2 separate regions of the Homo sapiens genome follow, and region 1 is linked to region 2. A link is a loop called in an ENCODE intact Hi-C map of the cell type or tissue named here. Cell type or tissue: heart left ventricle. All regions are shown on one strand. Links, peaks and the distances in the headings refer to the core of each region. The heading gives the core; the rest is flanking DNA.

Region 1 (15,324 bases), core at 7,140-15,139, 51 kb after region 2:
ACAGGGAGAGGCAGTAGAGGGCCAGCCTGGGGGCTTTCTGGCCTGGGCTGGAGTCTTCCAGGTGGAAGCAGTTCCCAGTAAATGGAGCAGCATGGTGGGGAAGGGAAGGAGAAGGCTGAAAGGAGGCTGCTAGAAGTGGGGTGGGGTGGACTTGGGAGTCCAAGTGAATGGAATCAGTGCTGCATTGCCCAATAGGCAACCGGCAGGTGCTTAGGAAATCAACAAATAATGCTTTTGAAAGAATACAATATTTGCAACTTCATGCATGTACACAGTGATCAAAGTGGCTATTATTTAAAAAAATCAAAAGTCCCTTATACAGTCTTATCATTACTTTTCAGTTAGTATTGGGTATTTGAAATTACATGCTGAAACACAGAATAACCTTTTTAGAGCCTAGGACCACTCAGGTCTTGCTCTGACCCTGGTTGGAGCTCATCCTTCGGGAAGGAGACAAAAGCCCCCAAATTTACCAGAGAATGGAAGAAAGATGGGATGATCCCTCCTCAGCTTTTGCATTCCTCCATTTTTGATCCTTCTACCCCTTGACTCATAATTTAGACACAAGTAAATGTCTCGCCTGCTTGGGTTTGAGGTAAACATTAGTTCAGGGTTAATTGGATGAGCTGAAACACTCTGAGCATGGAGAGAAAGGATCTAGTCATGGCCAACCGCTAATCCCACAGCCCCCGCCACTGCATGGTAGCTGTCCTGCCCTGAGATTAATCCCCAATGACAGTTTTTTCCTGATCTCCTCCACTGTGCTGAATTCCATTCTATTCTGAAGCTTGGCTCTGACACCCTCTTTGGGGTATGTGGAGGCTCAGGGACCCAGTGAGCTGTTGGTAGCAATATTAGACATTGACTTGTGAACATGTTACTTGAGCTTTGGAGAAAGTAAAGAAGGATATTGGAAGAAAGCTGTATTGGACCCAGCTGGATCACTGGACTCCAGCAAGTCAGGCTGGAGAGGAGGGAGTTGGCACGTGAAGCAAAAAGCTTAGAAGGACCCATGAGGTGGGGACTAGGGCCCCTATATATGGACTTTGGGTGGCCTTGAAATAATATGCAGCATATTAGATATAGATCTGCTCCTTGAAAGTTAGATTGTATGGCCAAACCGCAAACCCAAATATGGATTTCTTACTTCTAGGCATTTGTCTCTCATGGTTCTTTCTATCCATGGAGTTTGCAAACTCCACTTTCTCTTCTGCTTTCTCTCTCCTGCTTTCTCTGTCTGCTTTTCAAGATTTCTGTCAAATGCTACATCTTCTCCGATCCTCCCAGACCAAAGTGGCCCATCTCCACCTCCTCTGACACACCACAGCCTGTGACACCCTCATTCCACATTTATTGGGCACTGCTCCCAGTGCCAGATACTGGGGTAACCTAGACATGTACCATCCCAGCCCTCAGGAGCTTACATTCTAGGGGGTGGAATGGGAAAGGGGGAAATGATCCTCAAGCGAACAAGTATACAAAGTAATTTCCAATGGTAACCAATGCTTTGAAAGACCTAAAACAGGCTATGGTGTGTGGGTTCTTTAGGAAAGGTCAGAGGAGGCCTCTCTAAGAAGGTGACAATTAATCTGAGCCCTACAAGATGAGGAAGATTCAGCCATAAAACAAGCCAGAGGTAGGAAAGCATCCAGGCAGAGAAACCAGAAAAGGCAAAGGCCCTGGGGTGATTGTGTTTGCCTAATGAAAAGAAGGCCAGTGGGACTGGAAGTTCAGCGAGAACAGTAGACCTGTCAGAGCCTTGTAAGCCAAAGGTTGTCAGTAGATGGGCATGGCCTGATTTGGGTTTTAGAAAGAGTACTCTGGCTTCAGGACAGAGAACGGGTTTGAGGGGAGCAAGAAGGGAAGCAGGGGGACCAATTAGGAGACCATTGCAATAGTCCAGGTAAAAGACTGAACTAAGGCAGGGGCACTGAGAATGGAGAGGAGGCAACAGATTGCAGATATTCTTTAGAAAGAACCAACTTATTGATGGACGCATGAGTGCAGGGGGCAGAGGGATGCTGCTCACTTGTCCTCTGTCCCTCATTGCCTGGTATGGCAGACACTCAGGGCTATTTTGTAAATTTCAATCCCAACTACAGTTAACCCAGTGGCAGAGCCTATGCAGTATTCCTTTCCATGTGTCCAGGCAGTCACCATATTCTTTCCAGCTCCCTGGGTTGCCTCATCTCTAACAGGGTCCTGCTCCCTCAAATCCTGCCTGGCTGCCAAGAGAGAAGTATAGATCATAAAATTCAACCTCATCCCTCCTCTCCAGATCCTGAGGCTTGGCTTTTACTCTATGGCTTTGTGAAAAGCAGAAGCAATAATCCAACCACATGTCTTCTTAACAAGGAAATATTTTACTTTTAAATGGAAGGGCGCAGTTATTAAAGGGTCAAAGACCAACTCAAGGCAGGGATGGGCTGGGTAAGTTAGGGACTCTATTCTTTGAATCTTCAGAGGCCCAAATACAGGAAATGTCAGGGCAAAGAAAAGAAGAGGAAAGAAAAGGTTGGTAGGAATTTGACAGGTCTGTTTGTGACTGCTTAAGATGATGCTAAGGCCTTTTTGGGAATAATATTTAAAATTCTAAGGAAATTGAACACTTAAACAAAGGATTTTTAGCAAAGCAATTTTACTTTTGCGCAGAGGGGTGTTTCTCCTTGGCCAGTCGCCATGGGAGCACACTTGAATAAAGGGGCATGAAAGCCTTTATTTCTGACGCAAGTCTTGCTTTTGTATTTTTTTTTTTCATTGGCCAGGATTGGGTTGTACGCTTTAAACTAATTCTGTTTGGCTAAATATTTGAACTTTTTTGTTTCAGATAAGGTGGGCATGTAAGAGAGAGAGGGGAAAGGGGAAGGGGTGTCTGTAATGAGCTAGAGAGTTAGTCTTTTTTTTTTTAATAAGGAAAGGAATGTGAGCTGGTACTGCTAACACCTGGTATTGTGGCGTGTCTGGGCATGTAACAAAGGCAGAAAGGAAGAAAAAAAGACAAAAAGGAAAAAGGGGTGGGGAGGTACTATTAAAGAATAAAGGATTGATTAGGCTATTTGAAGAGAAACTTCATCATATCTTATAGCCTGAAGCTGACCTGGCCATGCTTTAAAGGAAATGAACCCAAAGAAGGGCTTTGGATTTAAAGGAAATGAACCCAGAGAAGCCTCGAAGGGGGCTTCTCTTTCCAGTGCATTCCCAGGAGCAGCCCTAGATGAGGCCACTGCAGACCACCGCTAAGCTTTTGGCATGAGTCTCACACTCCCAGGAAGAGAGGCAGATGCCTCATGATAGGCATAAATCAACAGCCCCTGCGTATGTGTCACTGATAGCTTGAACGAGGACAACTTTGGGGGGAAACTATATAGCAGCTTTCATTTTGGTCTCCCGTTGTGTCTTTAATTTTGAGGGCTGGTTCTTCCTCTGCCCTTGTATAAAACTCAAGGCAGGACCCATGATTTTTCTAGTTGCTCTCAACTAATACCAACCAGTCCCTGATATGTGCTAGTACCTCCTGCCTCAAGACTTTTGCACAAACTACTTCCCTTACCTTTGTCTCCCTTTTCCTCACTTGTCAACTTAGCAAACATTGCTCATTTTATAATTCTCAGCTTAAATGCTACTTTCTCAGAGAGGCATTCTCTGGGCCCCCAATATATTCTTTTCCATGGTGTTGCTTATCACAGTGTATAAGTACATGTTTATTTGTGTGATTATTTAATTTTGTCTCCAGGAGGAAAGGAACATAATCTTTTTGGCTCTTTGTGTGATACTCTTGGTGCTGAGCAGAATGCCCAGCACGTGGTAGATGCTCAGTAAATTTATATTAAATGGATGGACGGATGGATGGATGGATGGATGGATGGATGGATGGACAGATGGATGGATGAGAGGTGGATGGGTGGATGAACAGATGGACAGAGGGACAGATGGATGGATGGATGGATGGGAGATGGATGGATGGATGGACAGATGTATGGATAGATGGATGGACATATTGATGAATGGACAGATGGATGGGTGGATATTCTAACAGGAAGCTCCCATTGATTTTACCTTTTTCCTCAAGTTCCAATATGGCTCGGCACAGCACTGTTACCGATCCTGTCTTTATTTAAGTGTTTTTGTGTTTTGTTCATTGTGATTTTTTCAGTAGTAATTTTGATTTTTTAAATAGTTCACTAAAATATTACTTATTTTTACTACTGAACTTTTTGGTGTCCCCTTGGGTTTTCAACACAAGCGCAAGGCTAGTGCCTCATTTACCACCATCTGGTCCTGACCTGCCCATAGTAAGCACTTAATAAATGATAATGATTGTTAAAATAATCACTGTTGTAACAAGAAGAGCAAGATATAATAAGACAATCACAGGCTTTAGAGTCAGGCAAACTTGGGCTCCAACCACTGACCTTGGGGAACTTGGGTTCCAACTGCTGACCTCAGGGGTGAAAAAAGCTAGCAGGGCCTGAAAAGAGGAGGAAGGCTGGGTACTTCCCAAGGGAGAGGAAGACTTCTGGACACCTATCAGGTGTGCAGACACAGAGAGAAGCTGAGCACCTTTTGGCCTGGGCTGAGCCTTCAAAGAGATGGAGGAGGTGGTCCCAGTGGGTAGAGAGGGGCCAAGTCTGGGACAAAGAAGAAGAAAGAGGGAACTGCCTGAAAGGATCGCATGAATCACCGTGGAGGACACTGGCTCAGGTGTGTATAGGGTCCTGGGGAATAGGGAGCAACCCCTCGGAAAGGAGACTTGCCCAAAGCCAGAAGTCTCCAGGATTCCATGGGGAAGGTAGGAACTTGTACAGAGTCTCAACTCCTCAGCCTCTTGTGCCTCATCTTCATCATCCAAAGGGTGCAGTACATTAGTGACAACTCCACAGTGCCTGAAGCCATGACTACACAAGACCCAGTGAAAAATGAAAGTGTTAGGCCCCTTGTTAAAAAACTACTAACTCCTAAACAACAACGGCAGCAGAGCCTGAAACCAAGAGCAAGGACCTGTGTAATTGCACAGGTCACACGCCCATGATGCCAGCCGTGATCTAGAGCTCACAGCACAGTCGCCACACTGCAGTTGAGGTATCCCAGTTCAGGATGCAGCAGGAGCAGAGCCCAAGGCTCCTACCCCATCCCCTCACCTCTGCCAGCCCTTGGGAATTTCTCTGCCCAGGATTTAATCCCAGGCCCACTTTCTCTCAGCTCTCACTCATTGTGCCAAATTATGACTCCCAGCCCTCTGGGGGCCCAAGGAAGCCATAGGCTCCAGGTCTCAGTGTAGATTTGGTATCAGAGCCTTGGAGAAAACACCAAGGGCTGTTCCATGAAAATTGTGCTGGACACAGCAAGAACTTGAGCGGTTTCTTTGGGCCCTGACAGTTGGGACCTCAGAACTGAAGGAGAGGAGAGTCAGAACCATGAGCACGAAGCCAGAAAGAGCCCAGGAGTGGGGAATGAAAGATTCTTTATACTTTGAGTCTTATGTGACAGAAAGCTCTCTCAAAATTTCCTCGAGCAAAACCAGAAATAGTTTATTAGCTCATAAATTCAGAGTGGATGGCAGGCGTACAGCTCAGGGAAAACCAGCCCCAGGGCATGCAGTTCCACAGGATCCTGGTATCAATGGCATTGCTCTTCTGAAGGCAGACCACAGGACCTCCACTTCCTGAAGGAGCTGCTGCTTTTCTGTCATTAAAATCTGAAAAATCCCTGGGAAGGACCCCAGTTGTCTGACTGGGGAGGTAGGTGCACATCTATTGCAAAGGAGGAGGTACCGTGATGGGCAAGAGCCTCACAGAACCTAATAGCTACATGGGCAGTTCCTCCAAGAAGAGGGCATCTTTCCAGAAGAAAGGAAGGTGCTGAAAAAAACAAACACATGCCCCCTACTTTACTTAAAAAGAAAATACTTGATCACAGAACTTGTCTTAAAGTATTGATAGCCATGCTAAATGTTAATCGTACCCTTGAGCATTTATCCTGGAGAATGAAGACTTACATTCACATAAACAAAGCAGTACATGAATGTTTATTGCAGCATTATTTATAATAGCCCAAAACTGGAAACACCCAGATGTCCTTCAGTGGATAAATGATTAAACAAACTGTGGTTCAACCATATCATGGAATACTATTCAGCAATAAAAAGAATGAACTATTGGCACATGCAACAACCTGAATGAATCTCCAGAGAATTCAGCTGAGTGAATAAAGCCAATCCCAAGAGGTGACATACCATATGATTCCATTTACATAACATTCATAAAATGACAAGATTATAAACATGGAGAACAGATTCGTGGTTGCCAAGAATTGAGGAAGGGGTGGGATGGGTGGGAGGGAGATAAGTGTAGCTATACAAGGGTTACATGAGGGAGCCTTGTGGTGAAGGAACTTTTCTGTATATTGATGATATCAATGTCAATATCCTCTACTATATTGTACTATCGTTTTGCAACATGTCACTTTTGGGAGAAACTGGTGTCAAAGTCAAACAAAATATAGAGATGAATCTCTAAATTTAAAATGTCTTATTTGGGACGCAAGAATTACAATTCAAGACATACATACTGTCTGGGTAGTCTTTAGTATGTCCAAAGACCAAAGAGTAAGCTAGAGGTTTTATTAAAAAGAGAAAAGTTACATATTGTTTTGCAAGAAAGTTCATTGGCACTAGTAAAGTTTTAGGAAACTGGCAAGTTGTGATTGGTGAGTGATAGCAGTGGGTAAGACTAGTCTTAGAACCACAGCAGGTTGTTTCAGTAACTATTAGATAAAATGGGTTTCAGGATAGCACAGGCTGAAACTTCAGCAGCCAGGCTTGCAGAGGACTACATTCTTGGAGCAATGTTATATGTCCCAGACAGGCTTGCATGCAGAGAATTACATTATTAGACCAGTGTTGGTTTTTTGTTTTTGTTTTTGTTTTTTTTTTTTTGAGACAGTCTCGCTCTGTCGCTCAGGCTGGAGTGCAGTGGCGTGATCTCGGCTCACTGCAACCTCCGCCTCCCAGATTCAAGCAGTTCTCCTGCCTCAGCCTCCTGAGTAGCTGGGATTACAGGTACCCGCCACCATGCCCAGCTAATTTTTGTATTTTTAGTAGAGACGGGGTTTCACCATGTCTATTGGGCTGGTCTGAAATTCCTGACCTCGTGATCCACCCTCCTTGGCCTCCCAAAGTGCTGGGATTACAGGCGTGGGCCACTGTGCCCGGCCTAGACCAATGTTATATGCCCTCAGTGTTTTCTCCCCCTGGCATCTCAACTCTGTTTTAGTTGGGTATGACAAGAATGACCCAATTGTATGGTCAACTTTTACACTGTGTAAAGAGTACACTACCCAGGATCTCTCTGTATTATTTCTTACAATTGCATGTGAATCTACAATTACCTCAAAATAAAAAAGTCCAATTTAAAAACATTAATGATCATGCTTATGTGTACATTATTTGTATACTATAGACACATCCAAAATGTGCCTCAATTTGATCATGTCCATGCCTTTGTCTTAAATAGTGAGGTCTAGTATTAGAGAGACCTTGGTTCAAATGCCAGCTTTGCCCTTTACTACCCATGTGGGCATATAGCAAATATTAGCAAATTACTCTATTGCTGTATGTCTCCATAGCCTCATCTGGAAAAAGAGCTAATGACTGTGCCTATTTCACAAGATTGTAGTTAAGATTTAATTATATAATAATTGTAAAACATAAAACAGTAAGTAGCCCATATCTCATTGCAACTATTTACTATCCTTATTGGCAGTTACAGCTGACTAGGATCTTCTTCCTCCCTTCCCTGCCTTTTGAAGCAGTATACAGTCTCTGTCCTATTTCTGAGACCTGCATCAAATGCTATCCCTTTCAGAAATGTTTCTCTTCATCCCAGTCCAAAGGGATGCATCTGGACCTCCCTTGAAATCTCCAATGGGCACAAAGGCTCCACAGCTCTGGATGGCAGAAACTTCCTCAATCCTCTATCTCTACCCTAACTAGAATAAAGCATCTTTACTAAGATTTATGTAGTCCTTCTCTAACAAGTACCTAGTTTAATTAAAAGCAACAAGCCTCAGCCGGGCACAGTGGCTCACACCTGTTATCCTAGCACTTTGGGAGGTGGAGGTGGGAGGATCACTTCAGCCCAGGAGTTCAAAACCAGCCGGGGGCAACATAGCAGGACCCCATTTCTAAAAAAAAAAATTTTTAAGTTAGCCAAGCATGGTGGTGCATGCCTGCAGTACGGGCCACTTGGGAGGCTAAGGTGGGAGGACCACTTGAGCCTGGGAGGTCAAGGCTGCAGTGAGCCGTGATTGTGCCACTGCACTCCACCCTGGTGAACAAAGGAAGAACCTGTTTCAAAAAAATTTTAAAAATAAAGCAACAAGCCTCCTCTTGAATAAGGAACTATTACTTTTGCGTTCAGCAAATTTATAAAAAAGATAAATCTATCCTTATGGCCCAAAAGGAGGATTATCAGTTAGCTTTTGCTACATCATAAATCACCACAAAATGTAGTGACTTAAAACAGCAAACAGCTATTCTCACAATTCTGTAGGTTGGAGGGGTAGTTCTCCCGGTCTGAGCCAGCTCAGCCAGGGTTTGAAGGCCTAGGATAACCTCTCAGCTGGGACAGCTGGGATGTCTGGGGACCTTTCTCTCCTTGTGGTCTCTCCTCCTTTGGTAGGCTAGCATAGGCTGGCACATGCGGTGGTATAAAAGTTCTCAGCAGTGAAATATTAATAATGCAAGTATCAATGCACCAGCACTTTTCCGGCCTCTGTTTTCATCACATTTTCTATTGTCTCATTGTCCAAAGACAGTCACATAGCAAAGACCAGATTCAGTAGGCGAAGGGACTTCCCAAGGGTAGGCACACTGGGTGGTAGGAATTACTGCACCCATTTTTGCAAACAGTCTATCAAAGGAAGGAATTAGTTAAATATTTAAACCAAGATCTAATTTCAGATAACCAGTGTGAGTTAGGAGAAACATTTGGCGCAAAACTGAAACCAATTCATTTGACTTGGTATCACCAAATACACATACAGTGGCTGGTATACAGGAATGGTCAGAAGATATTTAAGGGACTCCATCTCTGTGCAACCCTAGAGCAGTTTCAATTGCATGGCATAGCGCAGACTTTAGCTACAGGCCTCTTTAAGGAGACATTGTTTGGATTGGTTTTGTTTCTCTAAAAAGGACCTGGGCCCAGTCTTACACAAGAAACAAGAAGATGAGTTGGCAGGCTCTGTTATTCCCCTTATCACTTAAGAAGAAAGTTTTTCTCGTGTAATAGGCCATTTAAGATCATGCACAAGGATTCCCAGGCAAGATGCCTGAATAGGAACAGCTCTGGTCTGCAGCTCCCAGTGAGACCAACCCAGAAGGCAGGTGATTTCTGCATTTCCAACTGAGGTACCCAGTTCAGCTCATTGGGACTGGTTGGACGGTGGGTGTAGCCCATGGAGGGTGAGCAGGAGCAGGGTGGGGCATTGCCTCACCCTGGAAGCACAACACAGTCTTACAAGCCTACTCTGGACCAAGCGGCTGACCCCTTCTTCCAACCCCCTTCTCACTATCTCTTTTGCCTAATAAAGATGGAGGGCTATGTAAAGCTCAGGGCCCTTGTCCACTAGAGGCAAAGTGGCCCCTGACTAAATATATTCTTTTGTCTCTTGTCTTTTATTCCCACGTTCACCCCCTTTGTTCAGTCCCCCTAGGTCTGTATAAATTACACAAGGGGTCAGGGAACTCCCTCCCCTAGCCAAGGGAAGCCATGAGGGACTGTGCTGTGAGGGACAGTGCTATCCGGCCCAGATACTATGCTTTTCCCATGGTCTTCGCAACCCACAGACCAGGAGATTCTCACGGGTGCCTACACCACCAGGGCCCTGGGTTTCAAGCACAAAACTGGGCGGCCATTTGGGTAGACACTGAGCAAGCTGCAGGAGTCTTTTTGTACCCCAGTGGCACCTGGAACACCAGCAAGACAGAACAGTTCGCTCCCCTAGAAAGGAGGCTGAAGCCAAAGAGCCAAGTGGTCTTGCTCAGCAAATCCCACACCCACTGAGCCCAACAAGCTAAGATCCACTGGCTTGAAATTCTCGCTGCCAGCACAGCAGTCTGAAGTCTACCTGGGACATGCAAGCTTGATGGGGGGAGGGGTGCCCACCATTACTGAGGCTTGAGTAGGCAGTTTCCCCTCACAGTGTAAACAAAGCCACCTGGAAGTTCGAACTGGATGCAGAACCCACCTCAGTGCGGCAAAGCCGCTGCAGTCAGACTGCCTCTCTAGATTCCTCCTCTCTGGGCAGGGCGTTTCTGAAAAAAAGGCAGCAGCCACAGTCAGGGACTTACAGATAAAAGTCCCATCTCCCTAGGACAGAGCACCTGGGGGAAGGGGTGGCTGTGGGCGCAGCTTCAGCAAACTTAAACATTCCTGCCTGCCAGCTCTGAAGAGAGCAGCAGATCTCCCAGCACAGCACTCAAGCTCTGCTAAGGGACAGACTGCCTCCTCAAGTGGGTCCCTGCCCCCATGCCTCCTGACTGGAAGACACCTCCTAGCAGGGGTCAACAGACACCTCATACAGGAGAGCTCCGGCTGGCATCTGGCGGGTACCCCTCTTGGATGAAGCTTTCAGAGGAGGGAGCAGGCAGCAATCTTTGCTGTTCTGCAGCCTCCATCAGTGATACCCAGGCAAACAGAGTCTGGAGGGGACCTAAAGCAAACTCCAGCAGACCTGCAGAAGAATGGCCTGACTGTTAGAAGGAAAACTAACAAACAGAAAGCAATAGCATCAACATCAACAAAAAAGATGCCCACACAAAAACCCCATCTGAAGGTCACCAACGTCAAAGACCAAAGGTAGATAAATCCACGAAAATGAAGGAAAACCTTTGCAAAAAGGCTGAAAATTCCAAAAACCAGAATGCCTCTTCTCCTCCAAAGGATCACAACTCCTCGCCAGCAAGGGAACAAAACTGGATGGAGAATGAGTTTGATGAATCGACAGAAGTAGGCTTCAGAAGGTGGGTACTAACAAACTCCTCCAAGCTAAAGGAGCATGTTGTAACCCAATGCAAGGAAGCTAAGAACCTTGATAAAAGGTTACAGGAACTGCTAACTAGAATAGCCAGTTTAGAGAAGAGCATAAATGATCTGATAGAGCTGAAAAACACAGCACGAGAACTTCGTGAAGCATACACAAGTATCAATAGCCGAATTGATCAAGCAGAAGAAAGGATATCAGAGACTGAAGATCACCTTAATGAAATAAAGCATGAAGACAAGATTAGAGAAAAAAGAATGAAAAGGAATGAACAAAGCCTCCAAGAAATATGGGACTATGTGAAAAGACCAAACCTACATTTGATTTGTGTACCTGAAAGTGACGGGGAGAATGGAACCAAGTTGGAAAATACACTTCAGGAAGCCAGGAGAACTTCCCCAACCTAGCAAGACAGGCCAACATTCAAATTCAGGAAATACAGAGAACACCACAAAGATACTCCTCGAGAAGAGCAACCCCAAGACACAAAATCATCAGATTCTCCAAGGTTGAAATGGAAGAAAAAAATGTTAAGGGAAGCCAGAGAGAAAGGTCTGGTTACCCACAAAGGGAAGCCCATCAGACTAACAGTGGATCTCTCTGAAGAAACCCTACAAGCCAGAAGAGAGTGGGGGCCAATTCAACATTCTTAAAGAAAAGAATTTTCAACCCAGAATTTCATATCCAGCCAAACTAAGCTTCATAAGTGAAGGAGAAATAAAATCCTTTACAGACAAGAGAGCCTGCCTTACAAGAGGTCCCGAAGGAAGCACTAAATATGGAAAGGAAAAACCTGTACCAGTCACTGCAGAAACATACCAAAATGTAAAGATGATTGACACTATGAAGAAACTGCATCAATGAATGGGCAAAATAACCAGCTAACAACATAATGACAGAATCAAATTCACACATAACAATATTAGCCTTAAATGTAAACAGGCTAAATGCCCCAATTAAAAGACACAGACTGGCAAATTGGATAAAAGAGTCAAGACCCATCAGTGTGCTGTATTCAGGAGATCCATCTCACGTGCAAAGACACACATAGGCTCAAAATAAAGGGATGGAGGGATACTTACCAAGCAAATAGAAAGCAAAGAAAAGCAGGGGTTGCAATCCTAGTCTCTGATAAATAGACTTTAAACCAACAAAGATAAAAAATGACAAAGAAAGACATTACATAATGGTAAAGGGATCACTGCAACAAGAAGAGCTAACTATCCTAAATATATATGCACCCAAAACAGGAGCACCCAGATTTATAAAGCAAGTTCTTAGAGACCTACAAAGAGACATAGACTCCCACACAATAATAGTGGAAGACTTAAACACCTCACTGTCAATATTAGACAGATCAACTTGACAGAAAATTAATAAGGATATTAAGGACTTGAACTCAGCTCTGGGCCAAGCGGACCTAATAAATATCTACAGAACTCTCCACCCTGACAGAATATACATTCTTCTCAGCACCACATAGCACTTATTCTAAAATAGAACACATAATTGGAAGTAAAACACTCCTCAGCAAGTGCAAAAGAACAGAAATCATAACAGTCTCTCAGACCACAGTGCAATCAAATTAGAACTCAGGATTAAGAAACTCACTCAAAACTGCACAACTACATGGAAACTGAACAACCTGCTCCTGAATGACTACTGGGTAAACAACAAAGTTAAGGCAGAAATAAATAAGTTCTTTGAAACCAATGGGAACAAAGACACAACGTACCAGAATCTCTGGGACACGGCAAAAGTAGTGTTTAGAGGGAAATTTATAGCACTAAATGTCCACATTAGAAAGTGGGAAAGATCCAAAATTGACACCCTAACATCACAATTAAAAGAACTAGAGAAGCAAGAGCAAACAAATTCGAAAGCTAACAGAAGACAAGAAATAACTAAGATCAGAGCAGAACTGAAGGAGATAGAGACACAAAAAACCCTGCAAAAAATCAATGAATCCAGGTGCTGGTTTTTTGAAAAGATTAACAAAATAGATAGACTGCTAGCCAGACTAATAAAAAAGAAAAGAGAGAAGAATCAAATAGACACAATAAAAAATGATAAAGGGGATATCACCACTGATCCCACAGAAATACAAACTGCCATCAGAGAATACGATAAACACCTCTATGCAAATAAACCAGAAAATCTAGAAGAAATGGATAAATTCCTAGACACATACACCCTCCCAAGACTAAACCAGGAAGAAGTTGAATCCCTGAATAGACCAATAACGAGTTCTGAAATTGAGGCAGTAATTGATAGCCTACCAACCAAAAAAAGCACAGGACCAGATGGATTCACAGCCGAATTCTACCAGAGGTACAAAGAGGAGCTGGTACCATTCCTTCTGAAATTATTCCAATCAACAGAAAAAGAGGGACTCCTCCCTAACTCATTTTATGAGGCCAGCATCATCCTGATACCAAAACCTGGCAAAGACAAAACAACAACAACAACAAAGGAAATTTCTGGCCAATATCCCTGATGAACATCATTGCAAAAATCCTCAATAAAATACTGGCAAACCAAATCCAGCAGCACATTAAAAAGCTTATCCATGGCTTCATCCCTGGGATGCAAGGCTGATTCAACATATGCAAGTCAATAAATGTAATCCATCACATAAACAGAACCAATGACAAAAACCACATGATTATCTCAATAGATGCAGAAAAGGTCTTCGATAAAATTCAACAACACTTCATGCTAAAAACACTCAATAAACTAGCATTGATGGAACATATCTCAAAATAATAAGAGCTGTTTATGACAAACCCACAGCCAAAATCATACTGAATGAGCAAAAGCTGAAAGCAATCCCTGTCAAGAAATGACAATATGTTGTGTAATCAACATACTGATTGGTGAATATTGTGAAATCTATTCCTTATATTCTTTCACTAAAAAAATATGCATCTAATACTGTGTCAGGCTCCTCTGTACACCACTTCCATTCTATCAGCTTTATCTCTGACTCTAGCCACCACTACAGCAGCCAGTTGCACCCAGGCTCTGCCCAGCTCAAGACGGTATAATCTGACAGCACCTCACCTTGTCCATCATGCACACCCCACTTTTCCTGCACCGGGGATTCTCTGATGCTGAGGTATAAGAAGGATCAGCTCATTACTCAGGCACGTACAACCTGGAAGTCTGGACAAGTAGTTCCTACCACACCTGAGTTTATGTCAATGAAGTGACTTTTGGAAAGCCTTAGGGATGAGAACTGGTTGCCATGGGAGCCAACCATGAAAGGATTGGAAATTTCAGCCTCTACCCCTAAACTCCAGGGAGGGGAGAGAGGCTGGAGATTGATCTGATTACTAATGGTTAATGATTTAATCAATCATGCTTATGTAATAAATCTTCCATAAAAACCTAACAGAATGGGGTTTAGAGAGTTTCCAGGTTGGTGAACTTGGAACAGTGTTCAGTGGAGGCACTGAGAGGATGGTACACCTGGAGAGGACACAGAAGCTCCAAACCCACTCCCCATGCCTTTCCCTATGCATCTCATTGACCTGGCTGTTCCTGAGTTGTATGCTTTATAATATAACCCTGTAAGTAAACTGTTCTTCTGAGTTCTGAGAGCTACTTTAGTAATTATGGAATCTGAGGAGGGGGTCTTGGGAAATTCTGATGTGTAGCCAAGTCAAACAGAAGTTGTGGGTAACCTGGGGACCCACTATTTGAGATTGGCATCTGAAGTGTTGCCAGCCTCACGGGACCGAGCCCTTAACCTGTGTGGTCTATGCTAACACCAGGTAGTCTCAGAAGTGAAGCATTGAGAATAGTAGTAGAGAATAAATGGGAGTTTTCTTTTGAAGGAATAATAAGATTCTGGCTATATTTTTGGAATTAGGGCCAAAAATACTTATTAATGAATTAGATATGGGGTATGAGATAAACAGAGGAGTCAAGGATATCTCCAGACACTGGACGAGGACTATTCCTTTCCCAGAGACTAAGCGCAGGGCTGAGAAGGAAGGCAGGCTACCCCAACAAGGCGACATTTTAGCTCCCATGTGCTCATCCTTGCCCTACACTCTCCCCATTATATTCTAGAGTAGCTCAGCTTATGCTAGACAATCATGCTGTGTGAGTACACATCATGGGCTGTACATTACGGGATGTCGTATGAGCTGTGTTTACCAGCAGAGATCACAGCTCTACAAGTTGAAGTGTTCTCTCTGGTGGTCCCCATGTGTACAGGCTATTTGAGCATCTGAAGGTGGTTAGCTCCTGAGGAAAAAAAACTCCACTGTTTAG
Region 2 (14,882 bases), core at 6,883-14,882:
TCCTGAATGACTTTATTTTTAATGAGATGCTGACTTGTGTTATTTCCAGTTGCCCAATGAATGACTATTGCCCAAATCTAGGGCAAAAGAGACATAAACTCTTCATGATGTCAAGGTAACCACTAGAAAATGGGGCTACATACCCACTCCAGAACATACTGAGAAAGGTAGAACTGGCCCTGCCATAAGCACTACCCACCTTCCTTCATAGAAGCCAAAGATCGGGCACTGAGGATGCAGGAGGAGATGAGACAATTCTTAGAACAATGAGTCCTCAATAGAAATTGTCCATATTAAGGAACAGAAGGGAGTCCTTTCATAGTGGATGGACAAAGGGGTAGACAAGGAGACTGCAAGCGAAGGAGACACTTCATACTTGCCGTTTTTATTCCTCCTCTTTCCTGGGAACTGCACCCACAAAAATACATTATGTGGGATTGACCACATCCCAAATGCTAGGTGGCTCCTGATTAAAATAAGCTGATTTGCATCTTGAGTTTTTTAAGCTTACCATAACATAAGCATTTCTCATGTCACTGCATTGTTTGTAAAGGCTGCCTAATAGCCAATCAAGGGAAGATCCCATAATTTTCTTAGCCATTTCCATATCATAGGCAATTTAAATTGGGTCCAATTTTAAGTTGCTATAAATATGCTGGGGACCAAATACACTTATGCATTGTTCATTTTTTCCATATTTGAATTTATTTCTATGGAGAATAGATTCCTAGACATGGACCCTCTTGGCCAAAGGCTAAGAACATTTATTTCAAGGTTCCTTATGCATATTAGCACCCATATTAAACACATCTTTAGGTCCTTGGCTTAGCGCATATCTCTCTTGAATGAACAGATGTCTGAAAGCCTGGCTGTACTCTCATCGCTCAGTAGCTCAGGCTTTGCTAATACAGCTCTGTCCATCTGTGTGTGATTGAAGTTGGGCTGTGCTGCTCAGGACTCCTGGCATCATTGCATAAGTCAAGTCTACACCGTTAGAACAGCTGTGGGATAACAGAGAAGTTTCTGCTCTGCCAGGGAAAATATGACTACAGAGCTTTAGTGAGAAGGAAGTAGCTAAGTGTGGTCTGGGGTAACACCAATATCTCACCTCCTGTTGCTGTGGAAACCACTTCCCCACAAACAGCCCCAAGACAAGTGAGCACTTGAACTGTTCCTGCAAATACCCTGAGCCCTGTGGTTACCCAAGACCCCCTTGCATGTGCAAGTCAACAAGACACCACGGTGCTTAAAAAACATCCTGTCTCATGAGCCCCGGTTTCCATCTTCCCATGACTCAGGGCTTACCTCTTTAGAGAAGGGGACACAGCTCAGACCCCACAGCTGGTGACTGAGTGCCCAAGTCCTATCCTCTTCTGCTCACACTCTTGGGCCCTCACGTCCTCCTCTCTCACGATGCCCCCCTGTTCCTGGGCCTCCTCTCACGAGTCAGTCTTTGTCCTGCCTTTTGCTGTTGTTCCCTGCACTCTCTGGCTGGGGTCAAACCACATCGCCAAAGTCCAGGGACAGAGGTACCCAAGTGAAACAGAGAACTTCCTAAGGGATTTTCAAAATGCCCTGGGCTATCTGTTCAGGAAGATTTTCTTCCCCAAAGTGTTTTCACTTTCTATTCTATAAACCTTAAAGGCAGGGTACGGTCTTGTCCTACTTAGTGAAGGAGAACATTGAGTAGGTTTCAATAAGGGGCAGAACCCAGCTACAATCGCTTCCTGGTGGCCAGCTGAGTCATAAAATTGCCACAGGTCTGCCTCACAGGTGATTTGCAGAGATGGCCTCTTGCTGGAAAAATTTCTTCTTAGACCATATTATGTTCCCCCAGTAGAGCTGGAATAAGAGGCAGACTATCTAACTAGCTGCAATTTCTACAGAGGGAGATGGAGGCCAAACCTAAGGCTCAAACAGAAATGGAAGGGAAAAGTGGGGAAACAAGAAATCCCCAACTTCCTGCTGGTTCTTCTCACCCCCAAATCTCCAACTTCCTGCCAGTTCTTCTCATCCCCAAATCATCCCCTGAACAGTGCTGTCTCCATCTACTTCCTTCTGATTTTATCACTGGGTAGAAGGAGTTGGCTCACTTGTCCCCAGTGAAAAATGACTCAGGGTCACGCTGCTCCTTCCCTCAGAATGCCCAGGTCCCCAAGCACCCAGGCATCTGCTGCTTTTCCTAGGACCCCCAGAAGCCCCCCTAGCAAAATGGTAAATGGCAATTATGAGACTCACTGCTGGTGCCAGGCGAGGGCTGGTGCTTCTGCCCATCTCTGGAGAGAAGCAGGACTTGGAGGGTGGCAGCCTGCAAGGGCACCAGTCGGTTTGAGGGCCATCCTGGGGACCCCAGGCCTTTGAGGTCCTATCTGGTGGTGGGACACAGGGAAGGGCCATAGAGGTGTTTTCTGGCCTGACCTGGGGTCTGCAGGGAACCAGGGAAGAGCTGCCCCTGGCAGAGGGAAGAGAGGAGGAAGTGTTAGCAGGAGGAGGCTGCCTGAGGAGACCGCCTGAGCCACTGAGGTAAAGTCTAGGGAGCTGAGGTTGGGCAAAGAATCTTGAACAAGTGGATAGGCCCTATGCTTGCCAAGACAGAGATGGGAAGGCAGCATGGGACCAGGAATTCCCTTGCTGATTCCTCAATTTTTATAACTGTCTCTTTTAACAGCTTCCAGAATGAAAGTGGCTGAGGCTGGCATGTCTGTGCCAACCCCACCAAGTTCTGGTGCCAAGTGCATCATTGATCTCAGAGTCAAATCCCTGAGTGACCTGGAAGCAACAAGACACTGTTACGTTTGTGGCAGATTAGGAAGCAGGGACCCAGGCCCTAGGGACGTCCCTTCAATTCCTGAACCTACCCCTACCCAAGCAACCACACTCTGGGACTCTTCTTAACATGCATTTCAACTTATCTAGACTATTTAATTTTTGTAATGTATTTCTATGCGTTCTTGACTGCTTGTCAGAAGGGACTTCACAACACCCTCTACGCCCCTTCCTCAGCCCCTCCAGTCACACAGCGGCTGACACATATTCAGGCACATGGCTATTCTTTGTGGCTCTCATACAAGGTGGGTGGCTACGTTCAGCTTTTTCTAGAGGACATTGTTCCAAAGCTGTCAACCAACAAATATTTATAGAACATTATTTACCATTTCTATGTTCAGCTATGTAAAATAATGAATTTGTTTTGAGTAAACCAGTCTTAAACTGTTGGTGATCCTATTGGCTTTGTTTTGTGACAAAGCAAGGTGGTGGGATGGGAGGGGAAGAGTAGAAAACTCTGAAGAGGGGAAGTCAACAGAAAGGAAATGACGGTAATGCCTCTCCCCAAATAATGAAACACTACTTTATAAAACAAGGATTATTTTATAAAATATTATGCACCCAGTGTATAATGCATATGCACTAGGTAAATTCATGCTTGATATATATATTCATGCATTTAAGTTTATTTTTCTCATGGGTCAAGCTCTCTTAAAAATTATTCATTGTCCTTCAAATTCTAACAATGTCTCCAAGGGCTAAGTATTATTAATATTCCCATTTGATAGAAGAGGAAATGTTGGCTCAGAGGGTTAAAACAACTTGTCCAAGGCCATGCAGCAAATAAATAGTGTAACTAATATGCAAACCTATGAGCATTCCAGAACCACCTGGGATGGTCGTTTAAAATGCTCACAAGAGAATTGGGTTTGGATGTGGGAATCTAGACTTTTACCAAACCCCTATGTGATATACATACAGACCAAAGACCAAAAACTACTGAATTTCTCAATAAAACTGGTTTTTGTTTTTTTGTTTGTTTGTTTGTTTGTGTTTTTGAGATGGAGTCTTACTTGGTCACCCAGGCTGGAGTGCAGTGGTGTGATGTCGGCTCACTGCAACCTCCACCTCCCAGGTTCCAGTGACCCTCCTGCCTCAGCCTCCCAAGTAGCTGGGATTACAGGTGCATGGCACTACACCCGGCTAATTTTTGTATTTTTAATAGAGACGGGTCTTCACCATGTTGGCCAGGCAGGTCTTGAACTCCTGACCGGAGAGATCCGCCTGCCTCAGGCTCCCAAAGTGCTGGGATTACAGGCATAAGCCACTGTGCCCGGCCTCAATAAGAATTTAACCACTCTTTTAAAAATAAGACACACATGGTAATAGACATCTTACCTGGGTATTATTTCCCTAGAATCCATGCTCCACAAAATCAGTGGTTAACATTAGAGAAAGGAAAGACAGTCAGCCAATATATACAACAAGACTTCTATTGTGAATGCAGAATTATTTGACGGATTGCCTAGATTGAGGTTAAGAAACTATGGTCCTCAGAACAAATCTAGCATGACCCTGTTTTGTAAATAAAGTTTGGTTGAAACACAGCCACTCCTGCCCTTTTACATATTATTTATTGCAGCTTTCCCAAGACAAAGGTGGAGTCACATTGTTCTAACAGAAATGATATAACCCACAAAGACACCAGTATTTACTATCTGGCCTTCTATAGAAAATGTGTGCTAACTTCTGGCCTGTTATGTTTTTAAGTATAAGAAAGTTAGACTGAGTCAGGATTCCTGCTGTAAAATGCAAGTGGGAGAAATTCAACATACTTGTGAGAAATGCAAGATATATTAACTTTTTGATAAGCCCTACTTACTTTGTGTGTTTAAAACAATCTATTTTTTAGTATCAAAAAGTGACATTTTGATAATCGGCATTTTTGAAGAGAAATTACACAGTCTGTAGAAAAATTTAAAATTTACATACTCTTCAATCTTATTTCTAGGAATCTATTTCAAGAAACACTATCTAAAGAAACAAAGGAGGGCCAGGTGCAGTGGTTCACTCCTATAATCCCTGCTCTTTGGGAGGCCAAGGCAGGTGGATAGCTTGAGGTCAGGAGTTGGAGACCAGACTGGCCAACACGGTGAAACCTCATCTCTACTAAAATACAAAAATTAGCCGGGCATGGTGGAAGGCGCCTGTAATCTCAGCTACTTGGGAGGCTGAGGCAGAAGAACTGCTTGAACCCAGGAGGCAGAGGTTTCAGTAAGCCGAGATGGCACCACCGCACTCCAGCCTGGGTGGCAGAGTGAGACTCTGTCTCAAAAAAAAAGACACAAAGTGTTGGCACATTGCTGTTGTTTGCAGCTCTGTTTGTAAAACAACCAATAGAAATAAATTCTTTAAAAGATGAATAGTTTAAACCATTGTGGTATAACCACATAATAAACACAAAATTACTGAAAAGAATGAAGTGGATATACATAGTGAAATGAAAGGTATCTAAGATATTAATGTAAAACTATGTATATAGAATATACATTCCATATGTGTATCTCTATACCAATATCTATATTACCACATATTTATTATATAACTGTACATATAATAATATTTTGCTTTGGTAAAAGCTATATATATTTACATAAACATAAGAAGGACATTTGATGTGTGTGATATATCCCAATCTATTAAATGTGATTTCCCTGGCAACCATAACTTTTAAGAAATGAGGATCTCCACTTTTCATTTTCCATTCTTTGTGCTTTGATTTTCATAAGTATGAGTATGTGATTTTTAACTCAAAAACCAAGATTTGAGAAGCTGGGGCCTTGCACTAAAAACTGGTTCTCTCTTAGTCCTCTTGAACCACTTGCTCTGGGTCCCTCATTGAGGGGACAAGCTTTGCAGATTTCAGTCTAGTTCAGAGAACTTCAGGAATGCTCGCTGCTGTTATGTTACCCATTCTATGAAGAGATCAAGGCAACAAACATGTCCTGTCTAGACCCAAAGAGTACATTTTGACTCTCTCTCTCTCTCTACACACACACACACACACACACACACACAAACACACCTGCATAAATAGCTTCTCTCATGCAACATTTTATATTCCCTTCCAATTTTGAGATATTCCTCCTCTAGCCCGTCATAGCAAACCAGCTAGGGCAAGTGTGGGGGCATTATCCGGAATCATGATAGTAGCCATCTCTGCCTTGATGAAGCCATAGAGTCTCATTCTTTCTTCCCCTAAGGCCTCTCAACATCTGATGACTGGCACCATTGGCCCATGAACTTTAAAATATTTCAAATAGATCTAGGATTTATTTCACATCTCAACAACATGAATATTGCATAAATCCTTCATATATTAGATGAATACTAAACTGACAGCCTATTATAATCGGGGGAAAGGAAAAGCAAAAGATTCTAATAGACTGCAAGTTCACATTGGCTAGGTCTCTTTCCTTGGTTAACCTCTTTTTTAAGAGTAAGTGGCAGACAAAGTAGGGTTCACTAAATAGTCCACATGTTCCCCTTCATGGCATTTGCATTGGGCTCTTGTGGCTAATTTTGGCCAATGAATTGTAAGATTAAGTGAAGCATGTCACTTCTGGACCAAGACAGTTAAAAGCAGTATGCCTTTTCTGTCTTCTTTCTCATTCCAGAATCTACAGCTACAGGATGGAAGCAGCCTGAATTCCTGAGTCACCACCTGGAGGAGAGCTGCTCTAGGATCAATACTGCTCAGAGTGTAGTTCATGGGTCAGCAGCATCAGGATCACCTGAAACCTCATTAGAAAGGCAGAATCTTGAGTCTTACCAAGACCTGTAGAATCAGAGTCTCAGGTGGAACCCAGGAATCTGTGTTTAGACAAGCCCACCAGTGGATTCTGATGCAACTAAATTGTGAGATCCAGTGATCTAGCCCACATCAGATTTTGTATGAGTGGAAAACTTTTACCTTGTTAGACCACTGGGAGTTTGTTTGTTATCTAGGTACAACCTATTCTATCCTTACTTATATATAGACTATAAACATAAAATGCTTAACTGTTCTCCAATCATCAGCTCCACCTTAACATCTTGGGGAGATCCTATCACGTTTTGGTCACATCCAGTTATTAAAATTCCTTCAGTTTAGAACCCTAATCTTAAATTTGACTTAACTAACATTTCTACTTCTTCCTTTCTCCTCGCCCTTCACCAGAGCAAAACAGGCTCTGGTAGTTGGAGTGTGATGAAGCTTTAGTTTGGTTCTGAGATACCCTCTCTCCTTCTCTTTTTAACTCCTCTGGCATGTTGGAAAGAGGGGTTGTCTGTGTGGGGTAATATAAAGAGAAAATTTTGCTGGTTGTGGTGGTTTGTACCTGTAATCCCAGTGCTTTGGGAGGCCAGGGCCAGAGGAACACTTGAGGCCAGGAGTTGGCGACCAGCCTGGGCAACACAGTGAGATCCTGTCTCTACAAAAAAAAAAAAAATTTAATTAGCAGGCATTGTAGTGTGCAGCTATAGTCCTAGCTACTCAGGAGGCTGAGGCAGGAGGATCGCTTGAGCCCAGAAGTTCTAGTCTGCAGTGAGCTGTGATCACACCACTGTACTCCAGCCTGGGTGACAGAGCAAGACCCTGTCTCTAAAAGAATTTTTTTTAATTTAAATGTTTAAAAGAGAGAGGGGAAAGAATTCTTTTAACTGCCTACAGATGTAGTCCCTGCCCCCACTGCTAGGTTATCCCTGCATCTTTTAAAAAAATATTGAAGTTATGGGCAATGCATGTATATTTCCCTCGGATAGATGGGCATTCCTGAGGGTCCTCTCTCTGCATAGTTTCTTAGGTGAGAGATCCCACCCTTGCCCAACATCTTTCACCTCTCTCTTCTGCTCACACCACTGGCAGCATACCCTGGGCCTTTGCTAGCCTGGAAGACACCATTGAGCATGTTACAAAAAAGCACCATGGAGCACACCTAGCCCTGTGTGAGTGCAAGACCTTACAGGTGATGGGCAGACTGGCTTTCAGCACCCTCTTGCCCACACATCCAGGGGCCTTTGTAGACAGCGGCCCTGAGACCACCCCATCAGCTACTGCTGTTAAGATCCTTGTAAGCTAAGCAGTGGATCTCCTATTGGTAGGATGAGCACTTTAAGACTCAAAGGGGTTACTATTAATAACTATGCTGGCACAACTGGCATAAACTGGGTCATTTCCCAGACAAAATGGGACATGTGATTCCCCCAACCTTTGCGGAGTGTCACTGGGAGGATGGCTCGAGCCCAGCTCCCTTCCACAGGATCACTCGGCCAATGGAAAGCTCATTCCATGTGGTGGGAGAGCAGCCTCCAGCAATCCTTTTCCCTGCTTTGGTTCCTATCTTCTGTTTTCTTCTCCCCTGCTCATTTTGGCTCAGGCAAATCATGAGGTTCACCATGTAAGCTGACATCCAACTGGAAAATGAGTTGCCTTGTTTGCAGGTACTTCCAGTTTGTACAAGTTACCCTCTGGAGACCCCTTCACTGGGCTTCAAGAGCAGTTAGAAGTAAAGACCTCTCCTTCACAAAGGTGGAACCCACTAGGCTGGCCACTTTCTTTCCTTTTCCTATGTCTACAATGCCCTGGAAGGATTGTCTGGCCCCAGTTGTTAGTGACTTAGTTTAGAATATAAAGTCTATAATGAAAACTTAGTCTCAGATTTGGGAACTAGCCATCATTTGTGGGGCAACAGGGTATATCCCGATCAAAATCTTTTTACAAAACCGGTAAAATAATTCAGGAAAGACCAGGCACAGTGGCTCACGCCTGTAATCCCAGCACTTTGGGAGGCCAAGGCGGGCAGATCACCTGAGATCAGGAGTTCGAGACCAGCCTGGCCAACATGGTGAAACCCCATCTCTACTAAAAATACAAAAATTAGCTGGGCGTGGTGGTGCGTGCCTGTAATCCCAGCTACTCAGGAGGCTGAGGCACAAGAATCACTTGAACCCAGGAGGCAGAGGTGGCAGTGAGCTGCGATCATGCCATTGCACTCCAGCCTGGGCGACAAGAACAAAAACTGTCTCAAAAAATAATAATAATAACAATAATAATTATTATTATACAGGAAAATACAGAATGGCAAAGGGGTATATTATTACTGCATTATTAATGTAAAAATTGAGTATAGTGTTGAATAAAGTGAGAAAATCCCTAAGACAACTGGCATATAACAGGAGAGTCTGAATTGAACCCCCAATTTGGGAAGAACATGCTTGATGTGATGTAATCACAGGCAGGGGATTGGTCATCTTCACATATAAAGACAGAATTAATATGAGAAAGTTACATACATTTGGTAGATACTAGTTGGGTTCCAAGGTCTTTCTCTCTTTCTTTCTCTTTTATCCTTACATGATTCTTCGGAAAAGCAACCCCTCTGGTAGTCTGTGTGGTTTTCAGCCCATCAACATTGCTTGTTATAGACATTGATCAGCTGAAACAAATCAGTAAATCCACTTCTCTGGCCACAAAGATGAATTAAGATACAGGTTGGCAAACTTGCTCTGTAAAGGACCAAATGGAAACTACTTCAGGTTTTGTGGGTCATACAGTGTCTTTCACAACTACTCAGCTCTGCTTTGTCGTATGAAAATATGATTCATTCCAGGTAAGGAGTCCTTGCTAGACTGTGGGCTGTAAACAATACAGAAACAAATAAACCCAACTGCATTCCAATAAAACTTTTTTATGGACACTAAAACTCCAATTTCATACAATTTTCATATTTCTCAAAATAATCTTCTTTTGGATGTTTTCAATGACTTAAAATGTAAAAACATCTTAGCTCGCAGGCCATACAAAAACAGGTAGTAGGTCAAATTGGGCCCAATGGCCATAGTTTGCTGGCCCCTGGGTTAAGAGATGGGCTCTTAATCCAAGCCAGCCAGACCAATAAAAGTGGAACTCAGGCTCTTGGCTCAAAATACGAGGATACAGACATTGTCTTCCCAATTTGCTCTGGAAGTTTCTGGAAGCTATTCTGCCAATAGAGTAACTAGGATGAATATAGTAACTTCTTTCTAGGATGAAGCTCTCAAATGCAGGGAGATCAGAAATTCAGAAAGACATGTATAGTCCATAGCGAAACAAGGACCACTGAATCAAGTTTTGCCTGAAACTAATTCTATTTCTTGAAGCTTCAGTTATGTGAACTAATAAGTTCCCTTTATCATTTAAGCCAGATTGAGTTATTTTTCTGACACTGTGACTTAAACCATCCCTAACTAACATAGACTGCAATGTTGTAAGTATGGGTCCCCAAACGTGGAACTGGCTGAAGGCAGTAGCTAAGGTCAAAGTCAGTGGGGATACCTCTAGTTACCAAAATTGCCGGTTACCCCCATGGCCTGTTATATATTCTAAGTCCATCTTCGAGCCAAAGTTTTATCAAAAACGAAAATTCAGGGTATTGGAGACTATTTCTTGCATCAGTCTTAGTAAGGCCCACTAAGAAAGAAATTAACTTACTTTGAAACTGATTCTTCTGATAGCAGAGAAGGGGAAAAAAAGTAGTTTTTTAAAGAAATGTACTTTCTGCTTGCTGCCTGAAAACCAAGCTAATTAAGAATCCTGTGATCTGGAGCTTGCAGGACTAGAAGAGCAGAATTTTCCAGTCCAAGCTAATGTTAATATAAGCAAAAATGAGGAGGTGAGAGATTAGGCAGGACAGGAAAGCAGGTCCCGAAGCAGCCAAATCCACCTCCTTCTCAGATCCCACATTGTAAATATTTATCTTGATGATAAAATGAATGTATTAGTCAGTTATCCAGAAAAACAGAAACAGTAGGCTATTTCTCTCTATAGATATAGATTGGATACCAATGTTGATATAGATATAAATACCGAGATATTTATTAGGGGAATTGGCTCCCACAATTACGGAAGCCAAGAAGTCCTGCCATCTGCAAGCTGGAGAACCAGGAAAGCCAGTGGTGTGATTTGGTCTGAAGGCCTGAGAACCAGGGCAGCCAAAGTTGTCAGTCCTGGTCCAAGTTCACAGACCTGAGAAGGGGTCAAGAAGGGTAGGTGATGGTACAAGTCCCTGTCTGAGTCTGAAGGCTCAAGAATCGGAAGCGTGGATGTCAGAGGGCAGGAGAAGATGGATGTCCCAGCTCAAACGCAGACAGCAAAGTCACCCTTCCTCAGCCTTTTTGTTCTATTTGGGACCTCAGTGAATTGGATGATGCCTGCCTGCATTGGTGAGGGCAGATCTTCTTTAGTCTTCTGATGCTAATCTCTTCTGGAACACCACACAGACACACTCAGAAATGATGTTTATCAGCTACCTGGGTATCCCTTAGCTTAGTCCAGTTGACGCGTAACATTAACCATCACAATGAACAGCTGTGCTCTTTGTGAAGGTGCAGCTGTATTCATCAGAGGCAGGGAGCTAAAGACGCTGACCTTCGCACTTGTTTCACCAGCAGGGGGCAATGTGGAGTCAATACAATGGGGGAGCCGGTGGGCGGCGGAAGGGATGACCACAGAGCTCCCAGTGCTGTGCTGGAAGAGACGTGTTAAAAACCCAGTTCTAGAAATAACTGTATCTGATAGATTTTCTGCTTATGATTAACCATCCAATGGAATGAACCAAAAATAACTAGATCAGATGCCTTCAAAAATTAGAACGGAGTTGCAGTGCCTCTGAAACCTTAATGCTGGTTAAAAACAGCCTGTGACCCCACACCAACAGTGGTTCTCAAACTTGGCTGTGCATTAACATCCCCTGGGGAGTTTTTAAATTACTGATGCCAGGCCCCCACATCAATCCAATTAAATTCATAACTTTGGAGGTGAGGACCTGGCATTAGAATTTTTAAAAGCTCTCCTAAGTGATTCTAATGTGAATTCAAGGTTGAGAAGCCGTGTTCCACACTTAAGCCAAAGCCCTGTTCTACACTTAAGCCAAAGCCCTGTTCTACACTTAAGCCAAAATCAACAGACATCTCCAACAGGAAACAGACACCTCTATAAGCAGTATTCCTTCTTCAGAGGGTTGCCAGATACAATTTAGGATACCCTGTTAAATTCGAGTTTCAGAAAAAGAACAAATCATTTTTGGTACAAGTAGGTCCCAAATATTGCATGGGATATACTTACACTAAAATAGTATCCATTCTGTATTTTTATTTGCTAACTCTGGCCACCCAGCCCCAAGCCTCATCTCGTATAGTCATGGAAAACATCCTCCCCAAAAGCAGAGTGGAGAACAAAGATAACATTACCAAGGCTTTCAGCAACTTCCAGGTAAGGAGTCCTTGCTAGACTATGGGCAGTATTTGCTAGACTTTTACTAATATAAGTACTTAGCCCAAAACCCAGCACTTGGTAAGACCTCAACAGATGTTAGCCATCATTCTGAGGAAAGCTTCATTTATGAAAATGAGCTTGTGTGCGTAAATATGCATTGCAGCGTCATCTTGATATTCATTTAAGTAGAAAATTTTTCTATCACATTTCAGTTACAATATGGTTTATAAACTAATGGTGTCTGTTTCAACTTTTCAGGAAAGTATCTCCAGGGAAATGTCTGGTATGACTGTAGAAGTACTTGGTCCCTATCTTGCTGTTTCTGCCCCTTTTCATATTTCCCTACTCCTCCCCCAGAATTCCTCTCAGTCTGTGATTCCGATTAGTGAAACAAAATCAACAGAGTCGTCACAGTGAGAATGCTGGTTTACCTTTTATATAATAAGTACTGCCAATATATTAAAAGGTGGTGCTGAGCAAAACCATTCAATAAAGATTTGTCATTTGATACATATGGCACAATGTCTGCTGAGAAAGCTAATCACACTGATTGATCCATGCATTGAATGTACGAAGAGTTGAAGGGAAAGGGGAAAGGATGATAAAGACAATGTCATGAGATGTCAGAGAAAATACTAATTTCATAATGCAGCTCAACAATAGAAATCAATTTCAAAATGAAATATGATGCATAAACTAAGATTAAAGTTAGTTAATGTGGCTGGGCATAGCAGATGGGACTCTTAGAAGAGGTAGCCTCCAGGGTGGCAGGGCCATTGCCCTGGCTCAGGCTCCTGTTCCCTCCTGGGCCCACCAAGTTCACTGGGCCCTCGCAGCTTCCAGGCCCCTCAGGCATTCAGCTTCAGGTCGCTGATGTATTTCTGGACCCACTTCTTATTGGGGTCAGCACAGATCTGCCGGCCTCTCTTGGTTAGGAGGCTGTGGAGAAGGGAGGAAGAGTTAAGAACTGACGAATTCATCAGGGGAATCCTGTGGCCCCTGCGTCCTTCTCTGTCCCAGGCATCTCAGGGCCTGTCCTCGTGCCCGTAAAATTTCCCCTTAACTTCGGGGTTCACAGGCCTTCCCCAAATGTCTCAGATGGGGTTCCTCAGGAAGCAAACTTCCTGTTGTCATGTCTGCTCTCTTCCCTCTGCCCAGGGGCAGGCCCTTCAGGACTCTGCAGGCCCCAGGCCAGGTCACAAAACACTGCAGGGGCCTCCCCTGGAGTCCTTTACCTTGATGGGCCTTAGAGAGCTGAGTACTCTGAGGGGACCTCACCCCAAACCTCCCATCCTCCCTCCCGAGGGGTGGGCAGGAGCACTGGCACTTACATGACACCTGGCTTGGGGCACTGGGGGCTGGTTTCAGAATAGTCAACTATGAACTTTTGTGGAATCTGCCAGGAGGTATAGACGAGGCAGCAGAGCTCTTTGTTGGTACCAACTGCAAGAGACAGGACAGAAAGATCCCAAGTCATTGTTCACAAGGCAAGCCAGCTGCTCCTGGTCCCTTTCCTTGAGAGTCAGGAAGAACTGGGAGATATCACCGCTTGGGGTGGGGATATAGGGACAAAGAGATCCAGAAGGAAGCTGGCATTTCTTCTTTTCCCTGACATTTTAATTTCTGCATCTTTCTCTTGGTGTTTCTCATTCTCTGGCTGTCTTGGTTCTGGGTCTCTATGTCTCTTTACTGGAAATTTAGTTTTCTGAGCAAACTATTTCCCATCCCATCTCTCCTTGGGGAGTTCCATCTGAATTCATAAGGACAGCCAAGGCCACACCACTGAGAACCAATTGGACCCAGATCCTACCTCTTGTCAAAATCCCCGTGGGCCTCCATTTTCTCATCCATAGAATGGGACTCACTCTCCCTCTGTCTCCCAGAGGTGGAGAACAGAGTTGCTGAAACCTCTTAGGAAGAAAAATCCTCCTCGGGAAATAGTCCCTGAAATCCCTCTGATGTTCTGTATTTGGAGGTCTTAGAGATAGACTCGGGCAGTGGGGTCCAAGCCATGGCCAGACAGTAGGGGCACAAGAGCAAAAGACAAATTCACACAAGGGACAGCGGGCCTGGGGGCAGAGGGCCTCAGTGAAGAAAAGGACAGCAAGGGCAACTGCAGGGGTCCCCAGGATGCTGGGCAGAGTGTGAGCTCCCATGGCTGCCGGGAAGAGCTGAACTCAGGACTTGTAGCCGCTGCCTCCTTCTGGGGTCTCAGCCATCTCTTCTCTTTACAGGCAGCCTTGGGGTATTAGAAGATATAAACTTGGGGAGACTGAGGAGGAATTTTGTTTCTTTTTTCATTTTTTAAACTTTTAAGTTCGGGGTACATGTGCAGACTTGTTACATAGGTAAACTCATGTCATGGGAGTTTGTTATACAGATTATTTCATCACCCAGATATTAAGCCTAGTACCCATTAGTTTTTCCTGATCCTCTCTGAAGGGGAAAATTTTTTAATCATGATACTGGTGTCATGCTGTGCATTGCACAAACCAGGAGAGCTTCAGCTCACCACAAAGATTCAGGCTATTTGCAAGAATGCTTCAGTTGATCCCTTGGTGGGGAAATGGTTTCCACAGTGAAAGGAGGTGAGATGCTGGTGTCACCCTGAGACTGGGTTAGCTGGTGCCTTCTCACAAGGGCAGGTCTTTAGATAAAGCCTTTCTCCCATTGAGCAGAACCTTCTGATAGCCTCCCCAGCTGTTCCAACAGCATAGATGTACCATGGACATCAGAGCCAGGCATGGTGGCTCATGCCTGTAATCCCAGCATTTGGAGAGGCCAAGGTGGGAGGATTGCTTGAAGCCAAGAGTGTGAGACCAAC

What was found. Hi-C counts contacts between places; a loop is a spot of excess contacts. Peaks named below come from ENCODE experiments on the same cell type or tissue, not always from the same donor. Only the 100,000 strongest peaks of a DNase experiment are listed, where the experiment ranks them.
Region 1: it touches region 2 in a loop (2.9-fold over the local background); 5 of 110 quality-filtered maps call a loop at or near these places.

Annotation. Positions count from the first base shown.
Region 1 is chr17:36,018,214-36,033,537 of GRCh38, reverse strand. No RefSeq gene overlaps it. Among named protein-coding and RNA genes, the nearest start is that of CCL23, 7.9 kb to the right of the region's middle. RefSeq lists an enhancer at 9,947-10,448. In heart left ventricle, for the core only: no CTCF peak of the experiment used is centred there; no DNase peak of the experiment used is centred there; H3K27me3 peaks cover 765 bases.
Region 2 is chr17:36,069,066-36,083,947 of GRCh38, reverse strand. CCL18 (C-C motif chemokine ligand 18) reads right to left here. Exons shown (of 3, transcript NM_002988.4): 2 at 13,390-13,501; 3 at 11,916-12,997. The coding sequence ends at 12,907. It overlaps CCL3-AS1 (CCL3 antisense RNA 1), which reads right to left and starts at 9,335. Exons shown (of 3, transcript NR_186417.1): 1 at 9,100-9,335; 2 at 7,146-7,238. In heart left ventricle, for the core only: a CTCF peak has its summit at 11,240 (motif pointing right); a DNase peak (open chromatin) is centred at 11,247.